Linked DNA regions of Homo sapiens: region 1 is linked to region 2. A link is a loop called in an ENCODE intact Hi-C map of the cell type or tissue named here. Cell type or tissue: Calu3. All regions are shown on one strand.

Region 1 (4,000 bases), 210 kb before region 2:
GCTCTATTGACTAAATACTTACCAGGTTAAAAACATGTCTTGCTTCCTGCTTTCCTGGAGGCACTCCAGTCTAAATCATCTACAAGGTAAAGAATTTATCAAAAACCATTCTGATAACTTTGACTACCTCCAGCTGGGATGCCCTGCAAAGCTTCCCGAACACCAAGGATCACCACTTACCATCACACTCTTTCTGGAACTGTGAATGCTCTGGGCTCCTGAAGTTAGATTTTGGTTTCAGATGCGATGTTAAATTCTAGGAGGTTGACCCTGGATGGCAACTTGATATATGTCTCAGAGGCCTTGAAGGTACATGCCCTCTTTGATCCAGAAGTTCCAGAGCTAAGAGTGTATCTTAAGAAATGTCATCAGTACAAACCTTATCATTGTTAAAAGTCAGTAATCATGTGTGGCATAAGTAAATTATGGTATGCTCATATGAAAGAATACTCTGTAGCCATTCAAAATCATATAGAGGAATATGCAGTGACATGAAAGAAAGTTCCTCTCCTATGGGTTAATGAAAATTATAGTACCATGTAAAGTTAACAGTGGTCATCTTTGGTTGATAGGATTATAACTGAGATTTTTAAATTCCTTTTTGTCTTGTTTTCCAAATTTTCTGCACAAAGCAAATATTATTTATTTATTTTCAGCGACAGGGTCTTGCTCTGTTGCCCAGGCTGGAGTGCAGTGGTGTGATCATAGCTCACTACAATCTTGAACTCCTGGGCTCAAGCAATCCTTCCGCCTCAGCCTCCCAAATAGCTGGGACTACAGGCATGTGCCATCACACCCAGCTATTTAAAAATATTTTTTGGTAGAGACAGGGTCTTACTATGTTGCCTGGGCTGATCTCAAACTCCTGGGCTAAAGGGATCCTCCCACCCAAACCTCCCAAAGTGTTGGGATTACAGGCATGAGCCACTGCACCCAGGCTGTTGGTGCAGTGGTGTGATCTTGGCTCACTGCAGCCTCAACCTCCCAGGCTCAAGCGATCCGCCCACCTCAGCCTCCCAAGTAGTTGGGACTACAGGTGTGCGCCACCACACATGGCTAATTTTTGTATTTTTGTAGAGATGGGGCTCTCCCGATGTTGCCCAGGAAGGTCTTGAACTACTGGGTGCAAGCAATCTGCCCACCTCGATCCCCGAAAATGCTGGGATTACCGCACCTGACTTCAGCTGGTAACTTTTTAAGTAGGAAAAAACTAATTCCACTTCTGAGTAGGAAAAAAATAATAGAACAGGATAAAAATCTTACTGGCCTTTATGGGACTGACTTCCAGCTTCCACTTTGTCATGAAAAGATTCTATGTTCCTTGTGTTTCTAACTTGTCCCAAACACTATATTCACAGGTTGTCTCGGTTCTTCCTCTCTCACTATTCCTGTGGAAATGTTCCAGACATAAAGGACAAGTAGCAAAAATACCCTCTGATGAGTAAATAATAGGATGCATTCAGATCTGACTTAATTATTGCACTTAACACAGAGCCAGACACGCAGTAGGTGCTAATTAGCTGTTGAATGAATGAAAGAAAATGCAATCTTAGTATTTTAAGGGCTTTTATTTTTTCCATTGTTAAAATAGGGAAAATGTGTTAAAAAAAAAAAAGACATTTAACTCAATTCATAACAAACAGTGGTTTAAAATAGAAATTCCAAACCAATTTTGGCTAAAAGGATGCTAGTATATTCTGAACAGCTGCTGTTGTAGACACAGTCTGAAATAAATAACTTCCAGTGTGGTTCCAAGTCTGTGTTGAATAAACAGCACAGATACAGGAACGAGCTTTATTAGCGTTAATTGCAATGAGTCTGCGCAGCTCAAAGGCCGGATTCTTGCTCACGGCGAAATCTAGCAGTGATGATCCTTCCTCCGGCTGTAGATGGAGCCATAACATTACTAAATACGATCCCAGCACGTGCGTTGGGGGTTTTGTGCTGTAAAAGCCAGATGTTTGGAACTTTTCTGGCTTTAGTTTCTGAGTGTGAACAACCAGAAAACTCAGACCTCTATTTTCTCTGACGCTGACTGGGCTTGGAGAAGCCAAGAGACTCGCTGGGGTGGCTTCAGCTTTCATTCTCCCAGCAATTATCACCTCCTCTCACCTTCTTCTCTGACAATTTCTCTGCTTGAGGGCATCCCGGGGCTGTCAGTCCTGCCTCAGCTGGTGACTTTGTTTAGAAAAATCAGACCTGAATCCAACTTTTCCTCCCATTCTCTTGCCTTCTTTTCACAAAAGCCACTCACAAGCAAGGCGCCTGGGGCTCTCCAGACTTCCTGGGCCAGAGAAGTTCAGGATGGGTTTTCACACCCACAAACGGGGGCCTCTGCGAGCTGGGCGGGCGCAAACTCCACTGTCTCCCCACATCTGTTCTTTCTCCCCCTTCCTGCTCCATCTCTCCTCTTTCTGCACCACCCCAACCTCCCTCACTTCTTTCTTCCCCGTCTCCTCCCTCTTCTCTTCCCCCCTCCTCCACACACACAGCCCTGTAGCCAGAGTCTTGAGACAAAGGCCGTTTCTACATGTGTCTCTGCATGACTCCCCACTGGCCTGCGGCATCTCATCGTGTCACTCCTTCCTCCAAAATATTCCACAGCTTCCTCCCTGCCCTCATTCTGGGGAAGTCCAACCTCCTTGGTTGAGGTTCTAGGGTATAGATCTCCCTTCTGCCTTCCCCAATCCCAGGCTGGGGAGATGAGGCCGACCCAAGCTACCCTGATGCTTCATGCCTCGGGTCCCATTCCTCCTCCACCAGCTGAGATTTTACTCATCTCCCGAGGCCAGGTTACATGCCCCTGCCTCCTTCAAGCAGCCCTCTTTGCTTGCCTCCGGTGGGAATTTCTTTCTCTCTCCTATGGAAGGACTTTGTGATGGCACTTGATGGCATTCTAGATTCGCCTTGGATTCTGATTACTTGGGTGCACATCTGGGTGATGAAATGACGATTTGAAGGTTTCCCCATATGTCCTTCTGCACTGCAGTCTTTCCCGTTCACTCAGCGCATTCTTGCGAGGCTCACTGTTACAAGAGAAGGGAGCAAGGAATTTATACCATGGACAAAGTCTTCTCTTCCCTGGCCTTGGAGCTGCCAAAGTGACTCCATATAGCTTTAGGTGACTGTGTGCCTTGAAAGAGGATGTCGGGCCTGGTGCAGTGGCTCACGCCTATAATTCCAGCACTTTGGGAGGCCGAGGCAGGCAGATCGCTTGAGGTCAGGAGTTCAAGACCAGCCTGGCCAACATGGTGAAACCCTGTCTCTACTAAAAATACAAAAATTAACTGGGCATGGTGCCGTACACCTGTAATCCCAGTTACTGGGGAGGCTGAGACTGGAGAATTGCTTGAACCCGGGAGGCAGAGGTTGTAGTGAGCTGAGATCACACCAGTGCGCTCTAGCCGAGGCAACAGAGTGAGACCCTATCTCAAAAAAAAAAAAAAAAAAAAAAAAGAAAGAAAAGAAAAGGAAGAGAAAAGAAAAGAAAGAGGATGTCTTCACATCCTTGGGCTGGCTAGGAGGAGGGCAGAGGGTGAGTTGAAGAGGATAGGAGTGCAGATGCTGCTGGGTCCTGGAGAAGGTGCCCTGTACATGCCCCACAGACCTAAACCTGGGGGCACTGGGTTGGGAAACCACTGATTCCCAGACAACTTTGTTGGATCTGAGTAGCAAGCTCTGGAGTCTTGCTTCCTGGGTAGGGCTTGGAGAGGTGAACAGAGTCTCGAGGCAACCCAGCTACCGGATGGGTCTGGGTAAAAAAGGCCTTAGCTTCACAGAGTTTCCATCTCCCATGCTGGCACAGAGGGACTCAGGGACACAGAGTCAGGCCTTGTAGTAGAGGCAGGAGGTCCCACCAGCCCCCATGGCCCTGGGGCTGTGATTTCTCCTTGCTGGCTGGCTTGACATCAGCTGCCAGCACCCAGGTCTGTCTGCCAGAGAGGTTTCTCTAGTTGCCAGGGCCGGCCCTGCCCAAGCATGTGGCAGGGCAAAGTGTTGA
Region 2 (4,000 bases):
CATTTCCTCAGCTGGGAAGTGTGGGATTGTAGAAGCTGCTTCCCTTCTCCCCACATCTGAAGCTTTGTCCTATCACATGAAGCTAGGATTTCCACGCTTTCTTTCTAGCTGCAGGAGAACTGGCTGCTCAGGGGTGCTGCGTTTTCTACCTTCTGACCCACAGCCAGAGGCAGCTCCCACTGCACTTTTTCATTTGCATTAGATGGCACTTTGCTTTATACAATTGACGTCTCCATTTAATTTTTATATCTTGCCTGTATCGTTAGAGAACGGGGTTTGGAGGTGTTCATGACTTATAGAAGCCCCACAGTTAGCCCTTTTATGATCCCTCTTTTAGCTAGGCCCTATTTACAAATTTTGTAAATTTAGATGGCTTCTTATTAAATGATGTAAACCCATCCATTTGTACTGTTAAAGCTGTCATGAATGGTATGGCATTTTTGAGTCAGGCCGTCCTATAGCACAGCTGAAGCACACTGAGGCCCAGAGAGTTTATTGGCTTCTTCAAGATTACAAAGCTACTTAATTACAGAGCTGAATTTGGAATTTAGAATTCCAGGTCCAGAACTTTTTCCATAAACTGAACTGAAGTAAAAGCTCCAGGCTGGGCGCGGTGGCTCACGCCTGTAATCCCAGCACTTTGGGAGGCTAAGGTGGGTGGATTACTTGAGCTTAGGAGTTCAAGATCAGTCTGGCCAACCTGGCGAAACCCCATCTCTACTAAAAATGCAAAAATTGGCCGGGCACGGTGGCGGATGCCTATAATCCCAGCTATTCGGGAGGCTGAGTCAGGAGAATCACTTGAACCCGGAAGGTGGCAGTTGCAGTGAGCTGAGATCGCACCACTGCACTCCAGCCTGGATGACAGAGCGAGACTTCGTCTCAAAAAAAAAAGCTCCATGATACCTTGAATTTAAGGGAAAATTAATGGTGAGTTAGGAAAGGCATGATACACAATGCACCAAACAACACTCCATGAAAATACCTCAACAACGAAGTACTTTGGAAAGAGATGACGCTGAGGTATTTAAAATTTTATTTACTTTCATGATTATCCAAGAAGTAACAAATCTTTTTTTAGATTATTTCTGATAGTCTTTACATGTTCTTCCAGGTACTTCTGTAGCAACTTAACAGATCGTATGACAATATGCTGATAGTGATTCTTCCTTTTGATAACGGTATTAGAGAAGACAGACAGTGCTAGGACAACTGTACAAACACCATTTCTCATCGCTATAGGCAAGCCAGAAGCCACATGTTTCCTAGGGAAAAGGGCTGACCTGTTACCATTGCTAGTTGTGTGTAAAACATGTGTTAGAAGAAGTAATTATGTTTAGCTGACTGACTATGACCAAGATTAATAGCTCTTGAAAGGGCTGTAATGAAAGGCTGCCCCAACTGGCTTCCACATTATTCTTTATTTATCCCGCTCTCATCCCTGTCACCTTTGGGCACCAGCCAAATGTCATTTATGTGAGATTTGCCCCTTGGATGTGAAAGGCCTCTCTTTCTTAATGATGGGAGGCGATTGGGCTGCAGGGCTGGAGAGCTTGGACGGTTGACATGACCCAGAGGAGATGCTCCAGGTCTGTGGGAGTCAGAGGCCTAGGACTCTCCCTCCTGAGGGAGAAAGAACATGAGGATATTCAGCTGTCTGATCCCGTCCATTGAGGTGTACTTGAGGGATTACAGGGAGTACTTCAAACACTCTGTTGTCAAGTCCATATATTTCGGTGGCTCTTCAGTTTGGAGCACTTGGAAGTTTCTTATTTTGAAGACCATTTGTTTGAATGAAATCATCAATCATTTCTAGTTTCGTAAAACTTGGAAGTCTCCTTGTGGTAGAGACTGCACAGATCCCTTCTTGCTTCTTTGAGTCATGGACTTTTCAGGCTGGACTGCTGCCCAAAATGCAGATTGCATTTCCCCAGCCTCCCCTGCAACGGGGTGTGGCCATGTGACTGAGAGAAGGTGTACTATGGGAGTCTCTGAGGTGTTTCTTTAAGAGAAAGCTGGTGTATGCCCTTTGCCCTTTGCTTCTTAGGCCCTTGCTTCTGTCCCGCTGCCTGGAATGTACATGCTGGACTTGGATCTTGAAGGTGAAGCCCAAGCCTTATGGGCTAAAAGGGGCCGGGCCTCTGAGAACTTCAGGAGAACCACTGTCCCAGCCTGGTTAAGCCACTGTTATTTTGGATTTTTTGTCACTTGTAGGCAAATCTAAACTTAGATAATACACTGTTTCTACACTTGCAGAAGATGAAAACGCCAAACCCTTGGATTGCCTTTTCCCTTCCTAAGTATTAATATCAAAACTTAAACAGGTTCCTTTCCCCTTCTTTCAACTCCTCTAAATTAAAACAACCTACAAAAAGATCATGCAGTAATTTATTTAAAAACTAAAGACATGAGAGAGATCTCAGTAAGAGAGATATATGAGAGGGAGATTAACAAGAAGGCTAGAAAGGAAAATAACACATTTAGGAAAATGATAACGAGGACTGGTCTTCATGGCCTTCTGTAATAGGTCAGGGAGCTCTCACTCCCTTCCAGTGTTGGTGGCAGCAACAGCTTCTTTTCTTAGATTATTAGAGGCCCTAGGGATTCGATTTCACCTGCTTTGTTAAGGCCATAGGAAGCTTTTTAAAATTTCAGATTTCAAATGTCAAGTCTCTATTCAGTGCTTTTGGGCCCCTTGCATCAGAGTGTTTATATTTTGCCTGACTCTTTGGTTTCCGGCCATAAAGTTTGCATGTTGTCATCTTTTCTCTAACATTATGTGTATTAGATAACATGTACTACAATAGCTATAGTGGGTTACAAAAGATTCTTAACACAACCCTTTTAAAAGAGTTGCAGAGATGCGTAATTATTTTTCATGATTTTCAAAACTTTTGAAAGAGAAAAGCAGCTGTTTGGTTCACTGTTCTCATTAGCATTTATATAGTAAACTAAGAGAGAGGTTTTCTGTGCAGTGTTTTTCCTTGCTGTTTCTTGCCTTTTAATTTGAAGAATAGCAGGATCTTGTCTTTTGTTCACATGAGTAGAAGTCCATTCAGCTGGAAAAAGAACAGTGCACTCTTTGTGTACTCAGAGCATTTGAATGCTTTTGGTCACACACTAGTTGCTGTTTAACTACAATAAAATTGTGACCAAAGGAGATAAACATTTAAAGGATAAATGACAGGCCTGTTAATCTGAAAGCAAGTTTTGTAGCGTTGTTGTTTTTAGCTAATAGGTGTATAGCCAGGAGTCACGGTGATGACTTTTAAATCTGAAACTGAGTGAAGTCTGTGTTTTCAACCAGTTTAAAAAATGTTGCCACTGGACCTTTTTAAAAAAATATTTTTAAAAATACGACAAAAATTTTATGTATTTATGGTATATACTATGATATTTTGACATGTATACATTGTAGAATGGCTAGATCAACCTAATTAACATATGCATTATCTCACATACTTTTTTGTGGTGAGAACACTTAAAATCTACTTTCTTAGCAATTTTCAAGTATATAATACATTGTTATTAACTGTAGTCACCATGTTGTACAAGAGATCTCTTGAACATCACTGAACATATTTATGGCTGATCATTTTGTGTTTTAACAATCATTTGAACATGTCTAAACTGTCTTTAGAAACTGGTAGGGATTTCCTTGCTGTGTTTGCTAAGCTTGGCCATGTCATCCACATAAATATCTGAATATATTCATATATGAATACATACTGTATATAATATGTGTGTATATATGAATACATAATACCTATATTTATATATAATATGTGTGTATATATGAATACATAATACCTATATTTATATATATAATATGTGCATATATAAAATGCCCAAGTATATTATCTAAGAAAAGAGCCACTGGGGCTTTTATAAGTCTATGATTTCAGAACTATGTCCATCTTTACACCTCTAAAGCGTTATGATTTACCTGATTTGGTGGAGGAAAGGTATTTTTGGTAATTTTCTGTCCCTATGGGAATTC

Evidence for each region. Hi-C counts contacts between places; a loop is a spot of excess contacts. Peaks named below come from ENCODE experiments on the same cell type or tissue, not always from the same donor. Only the 100,000 strongest peaks of a DNase experiment are listed, where the experiment ranks them.
Region 1: it touches region 2 in a loop (3-fold over the local background); 5 of 110 quality-filtered maps call a loop at or near these places.

The regions. Positions count from the first base shown.
Region 1 is chr16:53,548,244-53,552,243 of GRCh38, forward strand. LOC105371269 (a long non-coding RNA gene) reads right to left here. Exons shown (of 8, transcript XR_933588.4): 4 at 181-354; 5 at 23-79. Among named protein-coding and RNA genes, the nearest start is that of AKTIP, 47 kb to the left of the region's middle. In Calu3, a CTCF peak has its summit at 1,904; a DNase peak (open chromatin) is centred at 1,888.
Region 2 is chr16:53,753,754-53,757,753 of GRCh38, forward strand. All of the region lies in intron 1 of FTO (FTO alpha-ketoglutarate dependent dioxygenase), which reads left to right. All of the region lies in intron 1 of LOC124903691 (a long non-coding RNA gene), which reads right to left. Among named protein-coding and RNA genes, the nearest start is that of FTO, 52 kb to the left of the region's middle. In Calu3, no CTCF peak of the experiment used is centred here; a DNase peak (open chromatin) is centred at 1,928.